Linked DNA regions of Mus musculus: all the other regions are linked to region 3. The links are chromatin contacts, found by Hi-C or POLR2A ChIA-PET in ENCODE. All regions are on one chromosome and are shown on one strand. The core of a region is the stretch at or near the end of the contact, and the rest is flanking DNA. Distances in the headings are between cores, read along the strand shown. Region 1 holds the start of Lipt2 (lipoyl(octanoyl) transferase 2 (putative)). Region 2 holds the start of Kcne3 (potassium voltage-gated channel, Isk-related subfamily, gene 3). Region 3 holds the start of Pold3 (polymerase (DNA-directed), delta 3, accessory subunit).

Evidence for each region. Hi-C counts contacts between places; a loop is a spot of excess contacts on that map. ChIA-PET counts read pairs that join two places held with the same protein, here RNA polymerase II (POLR2A).
Region 1: a map of left cerebral cortex shows a loop between it and region 3 (5-fold over the local background). The contact joins the promoter of Lipt2 here to the promoter of Pold3 in region 3. A Hi-C loop is called at or near these places in 8 of 37 maps with a recorded cell type or tissue (gastrocnemius, heart and left cerebral cortex). POLR2A ChIA-PET finds 5 or more read pairs at or near these places in 4 of 5 experiments (Patski and embryonic stem cell).
Region 2: a map of gastrocnemius shows a loop between it and region 3 (2.4-fold over the local background). The contact joins the promoter of Kcne3 here to the promoter of Pold3 in region 3. A Hi-C loop is called at or near these places in 18 of 37 maps with a recorded cell type or tissue (Patski, T-helper 17 cell, adrenal gland and 5 more). POLR2A ChIA-PET finds 5 or more read pairs at or near these places in 3 of 5 experiments (Patski and embryonic stem cell).

Annotation. Positions count from the first base shown.
Region 1 is chr7:100,157,925-100,160,757 of GRCm38, reverse strand. It overlaps Lipt2 (lipoyl(octanoyl) transferase 2 (putative)), which reads right to left and starts at 1,481. Exons shown (of 2, transcript NM_026010.2): 1 at 1,011-1,481; 2 at 1-584. The coding sequence starts at 1,476. The coding sequence ends at 355. It overlaps Gm51452 (a long non-coding RNA gene), which reads left to right and starts at 582. Exons shown (of 2, transcript XR_003946658.1): 1 at 582-663; 2 at 2,627-2,833.
Region 2 is chr7:100,177,316-100,180,015 of GRCm38, reverse strand. It overlaps Kcne3 (potassium voltage-gated channel, Isk-related subfamily, gene 3), which reads right to left and starts at 1,333. Exons shown (of 4, transcript NM_001360467.1): 1 at 1,250-1,333. It overlaps Gm51453 (a long non-coding RNA gene), which reads left to right and starts at 1,325. Exons shown (of 3, transcript XR_003946660.1): 1 at 1,325-1,695; 2 at 1,785-2,216; 3 at 2,363-2,632.
Region 3 is chr7:100,120,079-100,122,827 of GRCm38, reverse strand. Pold3 (polymerase (DNA-directed), delta 3, accessory subunit) reads left to right here and starts at 1,328. Exons shown (of 12, transcript NM_133692.2): 1 at 1,328-1,464. The coding sequence starts at 1,405.

The DNA of each region.
Region 1 (2,833 bases), core at 232-2,731, 38 kb before region 3:
ATACAATTGCTGTTAGCACTGAAAAAGTAGCAAGTAATTAGGAAATGGCAGTTGATAATAACACTGGAGTGTCTCCATTAACAGGTGTTAATGGTCATGGGGATGCTTTAGGTAGCCTGTGACTTTTCATAGTATTTTCATAATGTCGTCTGAGGTAGGTGAGGAGATACAGGGAGCAATTGCTCAGGGCCTGTCATGGTCAGTGAATCAGAGTAGTTCTGGGGACTCAGTCAGACTAGCAATTGCTCAGGGCCTGTCATGGTCAGTGAATCAGAGTAGTTCTGGGGACTCAGTCAGACTAGAAGCTTTCTATTGTAGAACCATCATCCCAAGGATAAGGTGAATGAATGTCCTTCAGCTGGGGCTGTCCTCAGAGATTAACGTGCACTTGAAAGTCTCCTTGAATGCCACAAGGAATGATGGCATTACTTCATCCACAGTGACAAGTCTTTGAAGCGCCTCACTCAGGGAAGTGACTCCAGTTCCAACCAGTCCACAAGGCACAATGTGCTCAAACCATGTGAGGTCGGTTGAACAGTTCAGAGCCAAGCCGTGGGACGTGATGTGTCTTCCACAGCGGACTCCTGCAAGACAAGCCAAAATATCTTAGCATAGTTATACTTCCCTTCTTTGGGAGCCTCAGGATCCCTCTGGGGCTGAAAGGTAAGGAGGCCTGGGCACAATCCCTTGAAACTTGGATGGAACACTGACTGGATCTGGGGGCTAAGTCAATGGCGGTGGGGGCTGTGGTTACACATCAGCTGCCCTTATTTTCGAGATTCGTTTAACACAAGAATTGCGTTTGCATTGGAAGTTTTAAATTTTGGCATCCTGTCTCCCGTTATGAGTCACAGGAAGAAACCTGGCAATTCATACTGAACTAGAGGACTCTTTTGTCTCAGCTCCATGAGGGAGGTCAGTGGCTCATGCCCAGAGTTCATGTCCAGCCCAGCGCTCCCCGATGTTAGCCCTGCCCAGGCTCCGCCCCGGTCCCGCCCCGGCGCGCTCACCGATCGCGCAGATCTTGCGCTCCCCCAGCCAGACGCCAGTGTAGGGCGGCGGCCGCGCGCGGGCGCCCTGCAGGCCCCGAAGTTCGCACAGTCGCACGGCGCACGCCTCCAGCGCCGCCACGTGGGTGCGCAGGCGCAGGCCTAGGAGCCGCAAGTCAAGCACCGGGTGGCAGAGCAACTGGCCCGGGCCGTGGAAAGTGGCCAGGCCGCCGCGGCCGGTGGCGCGCACCTCGGCGCCCAAGGCCCTCAGCCGCGTAGTCTCCTCGGGTGTCAGGCCACCGCGTAGCCCGCCCGTGTATACGGGCCCCGCTGGCTCGCAGACCAAGAGCACACCCGCTTTGGTCCCCGACAGGGTCCCAGGGCGAGGGTCTGCCTGTAGCCGCCGTAGCCAATGCTCCTGCAACGCCAGCAGCTCCGAGTAGTGCACCCGACCAAGCCAAACGAGCCGGACCACAGGCAGCGACATCGCGCGGGAGGCGGCGTGCGTGGGCCACGCCTTCTGGCGGGTCTCGGGGCGGGGACTCTGGGCCACGCCCCTGAGCTTCAGCCCGAGTGGAGCTTCAGTTCCCGCCTACCTGTGTGACCCGAAGTCCAGGCAGGATTGGTCTTAACCACCCATTCATTCCAATAATCATTTTTTAGTATGTTCTGTGTTCTGCAGGAACTTGGACCGTGCAGTGTAGAGTATTTGAGAAACGAAGATCCAACCCTGGAAGCTTAGGTGTTCACAGCTGACAAGCTAATATTAAAGTTTTTTTTTTTGACAATATTCAGAAATTGTCTTTCTGTTTCACCATGTAAATTCTTTTTTTTAATTTAATTAATTTATTTATTACGTATTTTCCTCAATGATGGAAAGAAAAACAGAATTCAGTAATATGTTGAGTTCCTCGAAAACTGAAAGGGAGACTAGTGTGCAAAGAGGTTTATTGTGGATCGGTGTGGGACGTAGCAGGTACTTCAAGATATATAAGACTTGAAAGAAACAGGATTAGGCAGAAGCTGTAGTTGAGCAGAGAAATAGTTGCATTAGATTCTTTCCTTAGCTATCCCCCAGGAATGCTCCGAGTCTGGCCTGACCCATTAGAATTATTCTAGATTAAAGCAAATGGGACATCCTACATAGATGGGTCACAAAAACAAGCTACTCCTGGGAAGGCACCGTTACCTTTGTAGGAGTTGCTTCCATTATGAAGCCCTGATCTCTGAAGGGAGCTCCAGCTTGAGTCATCATACAACCCAGTCCCAGAAGCCGAGGGAAGGACAGGGGACGGGAAGCCAGAATATCAAGATTAATTGTGATTAATTGGCCCAGAAACCCTTCCTGACCTGAGCTTTATACAACAGAGAATGTGCCAGAAAAGTCCCCAGAACTACAATTTGGAGAGGTAGATGTCTTATCAAAGTCTTATAAAGGGTCCTGAGCCCTCAGTCCCCAAGGCTTTTACTTAGCCCACTAGCTCACGCCCATTCTTGGGAGTGTTTTTCTTTTTTTAATAACCAGCCCCTGTTTCTAACCACACTGTGTGTCTCTGGTGTGGTATTCTAACCTGGGACATAATCTCAGATCTGCACTGACCACTAATTTTTTCCCCTTTTCTTTATTTCCTTTTCAGATATCGGCCTAAAGCCTGAGCCTACATCGTTGCACTGTGGACTTTCTCACTCTCTGAACCCCTCCACCTCTGCCATGCAGGTTCTCCCCTCCCTCCTCCATCACAGAAGATCCTCCTGCCTCTGCCTCCTACGTGCTGGGATGGACTTTGACTGTTAATAGCTCCAGTAACACTGAGTGTGGGTGGGCCAGGAAGCAGAAAGAGGAA
Region 2 (2,700 bases), core at 84-2,583, 57 kb before region 3:
CCCTGCTCACATTGTTCCCATAGCCATCCATGGCTCAGCTCACCTCTGAGAGCAGTCATCCCAAGTGCCTACCTTCTGCTGTGCCCTCTCACAGCCCACAGCCACCAAGGGTCGCCCACCTCCTTTGTGTCCCACCCTTTCTGATGAATCCTGCAGGTCCTTGCCATTTACAAGTGCCTTCCCTGCCCCTACTTGGCCAGTCTGTGTAGCCAAGCATAGGATGGAGGTTCTTGGTCTTGCCTGCCTCCCTCTTAGAAGGTACTTCAAGCTCCCCTGCGTTACAGATAGAAAACATGCCCTGAGGAATTTGAACTGAAGAAAGTTGCTAGTCGGTTTTCATCTTCCGGGAGTCAACAGACTTTAAAGGCAGTTTTTAATGCCTCCAGTTATCGCACCCCTCCATTTGCAATTTACAGAGTGGCTGGAGCCAGAGAGAATGAGTTTATTCGATATCTGTACGTGAAATAAGAGTCCTGGGCTAGGAGTGAGGAAACACTGGTTCTAATTCAATATGGTCCCTGGTGATAAGATTATCCTGGGTCCTCAGTTTCCTCCCATGCAAATTAATAAAGAGAAGGAGGCAGAGATTAGGACTTTGCTTCCCGGGGCTCTAACACACTGGCTGAGACACCTCCCAAACATTCCCCTTTGCCCTAATTGGATTACATGGGGGCAACTGGAGCAGGAGACCCATTTTACAGGAGGTGACCTAAGAAAGCATAAGGCACAAAGCCATGGTTGACCTGCATCAATTTACACTACCTGAAAACTAGAACCCAAGACTCCTGACTTTCAACCTAGAATTGCTACTAACAGCGGAAGATGCTTCAGCCCGTCCCGGGATTTCGGAGGATCTGATCGCCGAGGGCTGGTCACAGTGGAGTAGAATGGGTAGGGCAGTTCTGCAGAGCCCGCAGCTTTGGTAGAGCAAGACTGACTCCTGGAATGTTATTTCCGTGAGTGTCCCGCTGCAGACCTGTGAGTGTCCTCTTATCGGTAGGAGAGGAGGAGCCTTTGCTGCCTGGAGGAAAGCCTGGGAGAGCGCCTTCGGACCACACACGACTTTCCATGCGCAGCGAAACTCTCTAATCCCTATAGTTCCTGGGAATACCTGCTTTTCTCACTAAGGAAGATCCACTCTGTGTTTTAGCAGCACCCCACGTCGGGTCCCCCCTCTGAAGGAAAACACCGAAACCCTGCACGTCTTGCCCGGACTATGGATAGCTTTTCCAACCCTGTAGCGCCTTACCCGCCTCTACGATCTGTCTCCGGTGAACACTGCAATAATGCCCAGATGCGCTCAGTGCTCTCAGATCTCTGCACGCCTACTGGCTCTGGCTCCCTTTTCCTTCCCAGGGTGTCCCTCCTCTGGCCCCGCCCTGCCTTAGCACTCCAGCTTCAGCGTTGGCTGTCTTGGGGCGCCTCCGCCCAGCTCCTTAGCCTTAACCGGGTGCGGTTGCGGGGAACCACCTGCTTCCTGGATCCCAGACAGAATTTTTCTCGTCTGTGTCTCCTTTAAGTCTCAGCCAACCTAGCGAAAAGCTGATTTCCAAACACCCAGACCAAGCGCTAGGTTTTGGTGGAGTCGGGCTTGGTACCTGTGTAGCTGTGTGGCACTGGGCAGCTCCTCTCTGGGGCCTTGGTTTCCTGTCTATGGGTACCACCATTCCTGCACTCGCTCTTCACAGGGTTACGGTAAGATTAGAAGTGTTTTCAGAATCCAAAATACTAAAACCGGAATAGCCAAAGAAAACATCTGATTCTAAGACATACCCTGTTTTCAGTTTGCAGACGCCCAAATTGGGGAGGTGATTCTACACTCAGCAAGCAAGTCAGCGCAGAGCTCGGTCAGAGCTTGGTCTCAGAATCCACGTACTCTAGCAGGCATCTCCCCCCTCAGTAGTCTGTGTCACATGCCCGGTCTCAACTTGTATCCACTCACTTCTTAACTGGTGTCTGTCCCAGAACACTTGTTTTCCAGCCACTGGGTCCACATCCAAATTGTTTCTGATGATATTAAAAATTGTTTCTGTTGATATAGAAGAGACGCTGATAAGTGTCATTTTCCTGTTGATGACAGAAATAGGGATCTGCCTCTCAGGGACTCTGTAGCAACCACTTATCCAAGCTCTCTTCACTAGCGGAGGTCACACAACGAACACACTCAGATGAGCTCCCTCACAATTCTCGCAAAGATCTACTGCAGTATTTCCAAGGTGAGTAATTTCCATCACAGAATATTAGGATATGATTACCTAATACGTGCTTAGGGAAAAACAAGATTGCCACGTGGTGGGCTTTTTGTGCATAATTGCTAATCTCCTTCAGAACACATCCTTGTTGTGTTGTTTCTGTGTGGCAGGTTTCTATCCAGCCGTTCCTCCCTAAGCTGGACACCACCTCTGAGAGCCGTCATCCCGATTACCCCAGTATGCGCTGCTCCAGTCTGCACACCGAGGGCGGTGGGCTCCTCCTGGGAGGTTTGGATTCAAAAGACCCAGAGTGGGGCCCAGAAATCAGCATTCAGAGTTTTGCCTCTGTAGATGTCTGTGCACCGCTTACATGCCAGGTGCCCTCAAGGCCAGTCTTAAGCACCATTGGGAGACTGGGAATCTCGTTTCTCTTTTCTTTTTTTCTTTGTTTGTTTATGTGATTTTTGAGACAGGGTTTCTCTGTATAGCCCTGGCTGTTCTGAAACTC
Region 3 (2,749 bases), core at 79-2,578:
GTAAGTTTGAATTTTTATTTATTAATTATTTTGTGCATATACATGGGCCTGCATGTACCATGGTGTGTGGAGACCAAAGGATGACTCCAAGGAATCAGTTCTCTCCTGCCATCTTTATGTGGCTCCCTGGGACTGAACTCAGGTCATCAGGTCTGTGCTGCAAGCACTTTACCCACTGAGCTATCTCATTGGCCCCAAGATCATACTTAAAATAGTTTTTGTTTACACAAACCCTGTCTCAAAGTCCTTGCAGTTGTTTCCTAGTCACTCTTCCCATGAACAACATGAAGGTGGTTTGAAATGATGGGACCTCATCTTTTGTATGTGTGTGTGTGTATAAAGGGATAATAAAATCTAACAAGACTACTTGAGGATTAGGGTCACTGCTAGAGATGCCCACCACATGCTAGTTACTCAGTAAGTAAGTAATTGTGATATATCTGGGGAATATACATGAAACTAAAAGACTTTCTTCATCTCTTAATTCGTGGGAGGGAAAATTCCAAGGGATACTCTTCTCTGATTTGTTTTTGACCCTAAAACCTTTCAGTGTATTTGTAGACACAACTGTAATCTCTTTGACATGATCTTGGGTTTATTTACAGGCATCTGTTATGATTCTCTATGAAAACCACACAATGCATTTGCTGGGTTTCTATGAGACTAAATGAAATTTCATTTTCAAAGCACTTGCTCAATATGTTTGTCGTGTAACAACACAGTTACCAGCTATTATTAGTGTGATCGTGGTGAGCACAGCTTGAAGGTTTTATGTGTATCGTCTCACTTATAACTCCAGCCAAATAGAATGATTTGATTTCTCGTCTGCTCTTTTCCCCAGTCTTTTCACATCTTCCGGGAAACTCCTGGTTGACCCAAAGATCATGTCCCTAATCTAGTGACTCTTACTTGGTAGCTCTGGCTAGGTTGGAGCTCCATGGGTAGAACAGGGTGGTCTTCAGCTCACAAAGATCTGCTTGCTTTTGCACCACCACGCCTGACACCAACTCTTTTAAGCCACCCCTCCTCCCCCTCTTCCCCCTCCTCCCTCTCCTTTACAATGTAGGCTCCATGTGTACTCTTGGCCACAGCACTCCCCCGCCCCCAGCGGTGAAATATAAGGTTATGAGTCAGTCTACTTGTGGTAGCAGAGAAATCGCAACGTTCTCAGGTGCACACCGACAACCACGGGCTCGCGCCTCACTTCCGGTCGGTCTCGCTCCAACTTCCCCCTACATCAGCCCTGGCTGGCCTCTCACTAGTTTGGCCCTCACCCGCCGCCGTAGCGCGGCGCCTTGGTTGCCCTGGGAGACGACCTGTGACCCGAGAGTGAGCGAAGCTGTTTCCCGCCGGCGGGAGCTACGGCTGGGGCGGGTTGAGCGCGGGGCTCGAAGCCGCACCACCATGGCGGAACAGCTGTATCTAGAAAACATAGACGAGTTCGTCACGGACCAGAACAAGATCGTGAGGAGCTAGGACCACGGGGGTGGGGAAGGCGGGGCCGTGCGAGGCGGGTGTGCGGGGGACTGGGCCTGCCCGGTCGGCGAGGGGTCGCGACCCCCGGTGCCTGTGGCTTCTCGGGGACCGGCTGAGGTGGCCACTGGTCACCGCGAAACCCGCGTAGGGAGACACGCCCTGCGGGCAGAGCTTCTGGCGCGCGCCCAAGCCCCGGGGCCTTGGGCGGGATTGTGAGGTCCGGGGGCGTGGAGCCTGGGAAGCCAGCGGGGTTCGTGAGGCTTCCTTTCCCTGCTCTGTCGGGTGGTGGCCCCTCAAGACAGTTGAGACTGGCCGACTTTCATAGGCGACTGCCTGGTGCTTTACCCACCAGAGACAGTTTCCTCTTCCTGGAAATTTAAATATTGAAAGCAGCTTGACCCACCTCCTCGGGCTAGCGTAAAAATGAAGAGACTTGGGTGTGATGGACCTTTGCTGCTGTGAGCCCATGGACACAGTTTGGTACACCGACTCACACCTCCCGGGTCCTCCAGGCTTTTGTGTTATCCCTAGAAGTGGGATTTAGCCAAGGGTCAAATGACGTGTATAAACGCGTCAAGGGCCATTAGGGCTGGATAGATAAATTCTTGAATCCCAGGTCTGTCTCTTTCCCCTCTGCCTCTGTCTGCCACTCTGCCTCTGACCAATCTTTATTAGTCCTCTTATTGGGAGTGCATCGTTTAGCTTTGGAAGAAACAACAGACATACCGGGTCAGGGAAGGATGGAGGCTCGATGCCCCTAGTTCTTGAAATTACCCCATACTACATTTATCCATTTTTCTCTCTCTCTTTTTTTTTTTTTTTGATTCCCACACCACCTGTTCCTCTTAACATTTGAATAGTTGCAAATTTACTGAGAAGTTCCTGGGTTATGTGCTTTCAAGTAATGCTAGGTTTTAGATAAATTTTAGGATAGTTTTAGGTAGCTTCTTAAAGACAAGAGGGTCAGAGAGCTTTTAAGTAAGACAAGGAGTTTGAGCTAAATAATCTTTGGCTTGGCTTTGTAGACTCTTAAGACTTTTCTTATTATGTTTAGTGTCATGCGCGTGCGCGCGCGCACACACACACACACACACATAATTGTGCTATGTCACAATTATGGATGTCAGAGGACCAGTTCTCTCATTCCACCGTACGAATCCAACAAATCAAACCCAGGCTCTTTTTGTTTGTTTGTTTTTCGAGACATGGTTTCTCTGTATAACCTTGGCTGTCCTGGGAACTCACTCTGTAGACCAGGCTGGCCTTGAACTCA